Linked DNA regions of Homo sapiens: region 2 is linked to region 1. A link is a contact called in ENCODE Hi-C data. All regions are on one chromosome and are shown on one strand. Each heading gives the region's core, a stretch centred on a gene start or an enhancer-like site at or near the end of the contact. The rest is flanking DNA. Distances are from core to core; before and after follow the strand shown.

The links. A loop is a pair of places that touch in the nucleus more often than their neighbours do. Pooled maps may share reads with other maps.
Region 2: a loop to region 1 is called in a map of vagina, with 4 times the contacts of the local background. The contact joins two enhancer-like sites. A Hi-C loop is called at or near these places in 2 of 168 maps with a recorded cell type or tissue (colonic mucosa and vagina) and 2 of 50 pooled maps.

Annotation. Positions count from the first base shown.
Region 1 is chr3:189,146,363-189,150,157 of GRCh38, forward strand. It overlaps a transcript of TPRG1 not described here. Among named protein-coding and RNA genes, the nearest start is that of TPRG1, 24 kb to the right of the region's middle. Within about 2 kb of position 1,814, at least 4 of the 41 ENCODE cell types and tissues checked have a DNase peak (open chromatin) inside an H3K27ac peak, as active enhancers do.
Region 2 is chr3:187,953,000-187,956,869 of GRCh38, forward strand. No RefSeq gene overlaps it. Among named protein-coding and RNA genes, the nearest start is that of LINC01991, 21 kb to the right of the region's middle. Within about 2 kb of position 2,155, at least 14 of the 41 ENCODE cell types and tissues checked have a DNase peak (open chromatin) inside an H3K27ac peak, as active enhancers do.

The sequences.
Region 1 (3,795 bases), core at 564-3,063:
CTTAGACAATTACTAGGAATTTTCCAGGCAGATATTCCATTTAAAGAGAGTAGCCAGTGTCAAGGTTAGACGTATGAGACATCATAATGGATTCTCAAAAAAACAAATGTTGTTGGGAGTAGACTTTTCCAGGAAGGCAAGGACCTGCAATGCCCTGTACAGAGTGTCAGGGACTCAAGACGCCTTCCCACTCTGTCTGTTGTATCTTGTACATACCCATGTTAGAGCACTGATCCCCCATATTATAATTGCTGTGGATGCATCTCCTCAACACACTACAAGTTCCTTGAGGGCAGAGACCATGTTTTATATATTCTTGTATCTTCACTGCTTACCCTGAGCTATCCACAGTTTACATACTAAATAAATGCTAATAAATAAAAAAGTAATTAAATGAAAGCAATATGCATCTCATTTAAAAGATGAGTTTTGGCATGATTTAGGAAGAGGTGTTTGGTTCTTAGAGGTTTCCAAAGCTGGGCTGAATGTAACACCAAGAATCATTTCTAGAGAGTTGTGCCTTTTCCACAGTACTTCTGCAAATGCTAATGCTATTATTTAGTATATGGACACAGGTACTGCACTAAACACTTTTCCTGCCTTATCATTTAATCTGCACAGCGTCCCCTCTGGGGTCCACATGTATTTTCTCCATTTATTGATAAAGAATTTAAGATTTGGAGAGGCTAAGTAACTCATCCAAGGTCATAGATTCAGGGAGTGACACAGCTGGGATTTGAACCCCGGTCTGTTTGACTCCAGAGCCTGAGTCTTAACCACTACACTATCTACAGAAGGAAGAGGAGGGAAGAGTTATCCAGTGATCCCATCTCCAGGGTAGACCCTTGAGATTCCCTGTGAATTAAAAGAGACTTGCTTAGTTAAAAGAAGCTGAGCTCTCCAGAATCTTTCGGCCTCACATTCTAATATAACCTCTGCTCTAGCAGTGGAGAAAGAGAAAATCCATAGGGGTAGGATGAGTTTAGAGGACCTGGAGCATTGTGGATGCAGGTGGATATGGCAGCCACCCCTCCCTGCTCTCTACCTGTAGCACTACTACACCAGCAGACGCAACACTTGGTTAGAGAGCAGAGGAAATTACAAAATAGCCATGTCGGAGGCAGAAAAGAAGTGGAAATTGAGACTCTTCTTGCCTTTGAATGTTTTGTATCGTCTGGGAGACCCACTGGGATGTTTCTTTTTGTTTTTCCTTTCGACTAGGATGTCTTCCATTTGGAAGCCCCTTTGCTTCTAAGAAGTTCCAGAGACCATCCCAGGCCCACAGGTAAGGAGGCTAGGGCGTACCTCTAAGTTCTATCCTGGAAGAGAGGGAAAAGTGACCTGTAGGTCTCCGGCCTGAAAAGCACAGTGCTGTCCAGTGGAACCCAGGGGAGATAGTGATTTTAAAAGCAAGCATGGAATGCGTGGCTGACTTTTGCTTGTTGCTTGAGTCTGGCAGATGGGGGTGGGCAGGAGGTTAAGGAACTTCAGCAGACGCCAGCAGTCAGTGGATGTGGGTGGTCGTTCTTCCCAAGTGCTGAAAAGATGGTCACCTTGCACTTGTGAAGATAAAATTCAAACCTAAGTTTCTCTGTCTTGGAACACAAACAGCATAATCCTTTCTCAATCTTCGAGAGGAGTGTTTTCAAAAAGTAGCAGCATATAGGGAATACAAGGCTGCCTAAGGTTCTGATTCACAGATGTGAATTCTGCCCAGTCAAAAGTCTTGGTGTTTGTAGGATTTGTTTGTCTGCAAGGACAAAGATGAAAGGCAAGTTGCTATAAAACCTTTCTGCTCCCTCCTGATTGGTAAGCAAAAATGTCCACACACTGCCATCTGGTGGGCACTACTGGTCACTGTCGTTTTAATGGGAAAGTTTAAAGTTTACTCTAAACTTAGAAGGGGCCAGGCAACTCCTAGTCTTCAGCAAAACAGCAACGTATAAAACACAGTTCCTGGCTGCAAAGGGCTCACAGTCTAATGGAAGAAACGGACATGCCCAACACGTGGTTACAACTGAATAAGTACTATTTTAAGAAAAGGTGCCGAGTGTTATCAAAGCAGAGGACCTCTCTCTGGGAGTTTAGGGAAAGCCACCTTTGAGCTGAGTCTGGAAGCATGCCTCGCACTGTGGCAAAAAGGAGGAGAAAGTTTATTTTAAACAAGGGGCACATCATGGGTCATTGCATGGTGTGAGTTGTTAGTTCAGCCTGGCTGGTAAGTAAGGAGCATGGCAAGAAGCTATAGAAAAAAGGCTGGGAAAAGTTTAAGCCAGACCATGAGAGGCCTTGACTGCCTGACCCAGGCAATGAATCGGCTCTAGATTATACAGCCAGAATATAAAGGATTCAGATTTGGGTGGTAAAGCAATATGAAAAACAAGTGTCGGTACACACGCTTTTCAAACATTTGGAACTCTCTCATTACTTGAAATCACCTGTGGAAACCCACTATGTGAAATGGATAAAACCATAGTTCTTCTGGTCAAAGCAGAAGTGGGGATTCAGAGCCCGAAGAACTTCCACCATCCCATTTCTCCCGTTCCTGGAACATGCGGATGCCTTTGGGTAATGCCTAAGGCTCAGCAGACTCTTGCTTGACACTGCTGCTGTGGGCGATTGCTTGACCTAATGTGACTATCTCTGCTCTGGTGTTAGCACCAGCTTCGTCCTATCCCTCCTATGTCATAGGTATCCATAAAGTAGGTTCTAGATCTTTTTCTATCTCAGCGCTGTTCTCAAGATTCCATTTATGGTAATCTCTATCTTATTAATAAATTAACGTTCCCAAACAATCTATATGACCTGGTCCCTGGCCCCTAGCTTTATATTGCTAACGGACACGTGTAGGGAGGTGGATAGAAAGCAGCCATCTCTGCAGTGTCTGTTAAGCATCACTGTATGCTGTCTAATGTATTAATTCATGTTAAGTATCTACAGCATATGTGCAGCACAGATAATCTATGATGGAGTTATGAGAAGTTGTTTGATCTTACTCAGGGCACGAAAGTTGTTGCTTTCATTCCAAGAACAGCACTCTGAGAAAGCATTCAAGAGCTTTCTGATGAGTGGCTGAGTTATCAAGATCTCTAGGACTTTCTGTTCTGTGAAGACATGGAGCTTCTAGATGGCATTTGCCACCAGAGGAGAGATGTTAAGAACTGATGAAGAGTGACTGGTCCCCTGATGGGCAAAGACTGTTTTGTTTCAGCCAACGTGGTTATCTTCTGCCCTCTTCAGAACAACACTTCTAGAGGCAAAACACAAATTCCACCCACCAAACAGCATTTCCTCTCATTCTTTCTCTTGTTCCTTGTCTTTACTCACGCCTTGCCCACTCTCTCTGCATGGTGGGGTCAGTTTGCTCTCACTTTCCCACACTAACTTCTCTGTTTCGAGCCTGTGTCCGGAACTGCCTCCTTCTTGCCATCTGGTAGCTGACATCTGCCACATCTTTCCAACCAGAGCCCCCATCTTTTCTTGGAGGCCTTTAAAAAAAAAGATGTTAACTTTCATTGCATGACTTTTCCCAGTACATGATTATGTACGCAGTGTTTTCCACATGGTTGAATAACTACTTTAGCATCGACTCTTGCCTGCTTTACTTAGGTTAATTGTTATTTTCCTGAGGGCACACTGACCAGTGTCCTTTGATGTACCCAGTGCCAAATTCGATAAACAATAACCCAGAATATCACACTTTATAACTAATGAGTTGGGGCTGTTCTATGTTTTATTACAGCAAATGGAAATGCAGTTCTGCTTACTACCTTTGATGAAGAGAGTAAAGTGGAA
Region 2 (3,870 bases), core at 905-3,404, 1.2 Mb before region 1:
TAGCGGTCTACATGGGGCCTCTGAAATTCACAAGTGCGCCAGGAGCTCATTACTTCTTGCCCTTCTCCCTGTCTCTCTGATTCACCTCTTGTTTGATGCCCTGAAGGTGACTAATGATTCAGAGCATCCCATCTTTGGTTCCGCCCAGGTATTCTCCTTCAGACCTTGATTCCACTTGAAAAACAAAAAGAAAACAACTCTGATTCATTTGATTCCACTTCTTTGGGGTTTTGGGAGTGGGGAGACAAGAGTGATGGAGAAAACATACAAATTGGACTGGTAAAGTGGTCTAATTCAGAGGGTGCATTGCCCTGCACCTGAAGGTGAGGAAAGACTGGCAGCCACCTTACCAGCACCTGACATCAGACATGAGTGACAGGCAAGCTCCCGAGAAACCTGTGGAACCTCACCAGCATGCAGACTGTCTTTATTTACTTTCTTTTCTACTTGCTGTGCCTTTGGTGCTGGAAGCAAGGGCATGGACGGACAACTGCTCAGACTAAGGTTGCTTCTCTAACTCTCCTTCCTGCCTGGCACCATTAGCTCAACCCCTCATCACCTCTCAGAAGATTGGACTCCAGTTCTGAGTCCATCCCCTCGCCGTCAGTCCTCCCTGGAGTCCATTTGCACTCCAGGCTAAATTAGCATCTCAAAAGCCATCTTCTCATTATGTCACTGTCCTCCTCAAAAGCTGCCAGGCTCCTTGCAGTCTGCAGACAAAGTTGAACTTCTCACTGGTCTTCAAGTCCCACTGGCTTTAACTCCCACAGATTCCCTACCCAATCAAAATTATGATGTACCCACTCTAATCAGTCATTCTTACCCTCCACTAAGAATATCTCACATCCATACCTCTATGGAAATCACAGGCTCTAATCATTTACTCTCTGGGTGGCCTTGGAAAAGCAATTTATCACCTCTGAGCCTCAATTTCCTCATCTACAAAATGATGCTATCTAACAGGGGAGGATTTCCATGAAGAGGAACTGAGATAATATACAAGGGCATAGCACAGTACCTCAAACATAGTGAGAGAACAACAAAAGTTAGCTTTAATCATAATCATCAAAATAATAATGACATTGATAATTGTCATTGATAATTGGTCTAGCTCATGTCATCTCTTCCATGAAGCCTTCTCTGATCTTCAATCTGAGTGTGATTCCTCCTTCTTTTGAAGTCACCCTATACTTGTAGGGCCATCCCCATATGCTACAGGGTATCACAGTGACTTCTCCACTTATCCTGTCTCCTTCTTTATCTGCCTGTGGGTCATTTGCCTCATCTAAAACTGAATCCTGGCACTTGGTAAAGCTTTATTTCATGTGGATGTTTCTCTGGATTCTGCAGGCAGGGCCAGAAAATGTCAATGGTGATTGTGAACTGTTCTGGAAGAATAGGGTTTCCCTTCAGAAATAAAAGAGTACCTCACTGTGGTACCTCTCTGCCTGTGTGGACACACAACACAACCCAGCCCAGTCTGGGCCACCAGAGGAACCAGCTGGTCGAGCTTTGTGAACTTTGTCTTCATGCCCCGACACCCTACTTCCCAAAGCCTGGACCGGTAAAGTTCTTTTCACCAGAAAGGACAAGGGCAAGTGAGTGCAAGAGAGAAAGTGGCACATTTATCACTGAGAACCTGCTTGGGAAATGGGGGAAAGGGGAAGGGAAGAGATCTTATTTTCTAAGACTTGAGAAGGGAAAATGGAAGTGGGAGGGAAATCATCTGTGGCTTATGTTCTCTAAAGTTCAAAGGGAACTTGCTGCCCCATACATGATGTTGATTAGGGAAAGTATCATCTAGTTACACTGAACCCCACAGATTGGTAAGCATGAACTCAGAAGGGTCCCAGCTTTCTGATTCATCTGATCCACAAGCCTTGGTCAGCAAGCACGCAGTTGCTTTTGCTTTAAGATGACCTTATTTGAAATTCCTTATGTAGCTGTCACTGCCAGCACTAAAGCCTGGTCATTTACAGTAGCTGTCCTTTCTGAATTTAAATCTGATAAAACAGGCTGCGCCTGCCCCACACCTCCTAGGGGTCTAGATCTGAAAGGAGCCCCAGGGATCATCCCATCTAGTCTAACCCTGGCCCAGAGAGGAAGGGTCACACCACCAGGCAGTGCTGAAGCCAGGCCTGCAACACACTTTCCACTACCCCAAGATGCCCCCACTGGCTGTTCAATTTAAGGACATAACCCGTGAAGAAAGGAGATTGTGAAATGCTTCCACTAGAAGCCCAAGGGTGGCTGAAAGCCCAGATGCTTCTCTCTTAACCCTCCTAACCTAGTCCCAGTTCAGCAGTTTGCTTCCCACTGTTTCATGTTAACCCTTTTTCTCCATGAGGCCAAGGCTTGTCTTCCAATGAGCAGCTCCTTACAATAACTAAGCCGGCTTCTGCTTGTACCTTCCCAGACACCTCCACTGGCAAAACCTTTCCATTGAGCAATCTTCTTGTGAAAACTGACTCTTCTTTGCCCTTTACAATTACTCAGCAACTCTGCAAAACAGTAACCCAACTGTTTATTTTGATTTCAAGCTTGGGGTTAAAGGGCTAGCTTTGTCATTTTTTTTTTTTTATTCCCCTTGAGGAAGTTACTAGAGACCTCAGGGATTTCTTGTCTTTGACTCTTGACTACCAGCTTGACATGCCTCCATCTTCCACTAGCCCCCAGTCTGTGCCAGGTGACACAGAAGTTTCCAGGAAGGAAAGGGGATACTCCTCCAGAGGAAAGATACTTCCTAAATGGAGAGCTGGCATTCACTCAACCTTCCCTCCAACCACCCATCCCCAAGGCACCAACCTGCCCATGTTTTCAATGCATCTGCCAGGCTGCATCACTATCTCCCATGTTTGTTCTGTAGTTTCAGAGTTTACAAAGCACTCTAACCTCCCTCAATTCAGGGGATGTTCAGGACCTCCTGAAGGGTAGGCCACACAGGTTTGCATATTAGAGAGGAGATAATCATATATGTTTATGCTTATATCTGGGACTAACCTAATCAAGGTTAGAAATTATAGTCAGCCTCTTGACTCCACGTTCAGTGTTCCTTATAATCTTTCTTCTGCCAGCTACTCCCGTTATTTTCCATCTTGCATACCCAGCTAAAAAGAGTTTTCTAGAATACCATTCTTCTTCGCCTGCTCTCCCATTCACAAACTTTCAGCAACTCCTAAATGCCCATAGGATAAAATTCCAATGACTCTGCTTGTCTTTTAAGGCCCTCCACAGTATGACTCCATAATATCTCCCTAACATTATTTCCACCATGTCAGCATGGTGAAGCTATGTGAATTTCCCACAATGTCTAATGCACTTTTTAAACCTCTGGACCTTAACTTTTTTGTTTGTTTGTTTTTTGCTTTTTGTTTTTTGAGATGGAGTCTCGCTCTGTCACTCAGGTTGGAGTGCAGTGGCATGATCTCGGCTCACTGCAACCTCCACCTCCCGGGTTCAAGCGATTCTTCTGCCTCAGCCTCCCAAGTAGCTGGGACTGAGGCACGCACCACCACGCCCAGCTAATTTTTGTATTTTTAGTAGAGATGGGGTTTCACCATATTGGCCAGGCTGGTCTCAAACTCTTGACCTCGTGATCCACCTGCCTCGGCCTCTCAAAGTGCTGGGATTACAGGCATGAGCCACTACACTTGGCCTGGACCTTATCATGTTGCTTCCCCACACCACCCCACAGATCCATCTTCAAGGTGCTTCTTCAATAATGGCACCCATTGCTAGAATATCTCTGGATGCTCCCAGCACACAGTGAGCTCTCTCTTCTTAAATTCCATAGCTTGTGTAAACCATAATACTCTCTAGGCCTAGAGAGCAAATGTGCATCAGGCAGAAGTTAAGGCTAGCCTTTACCTG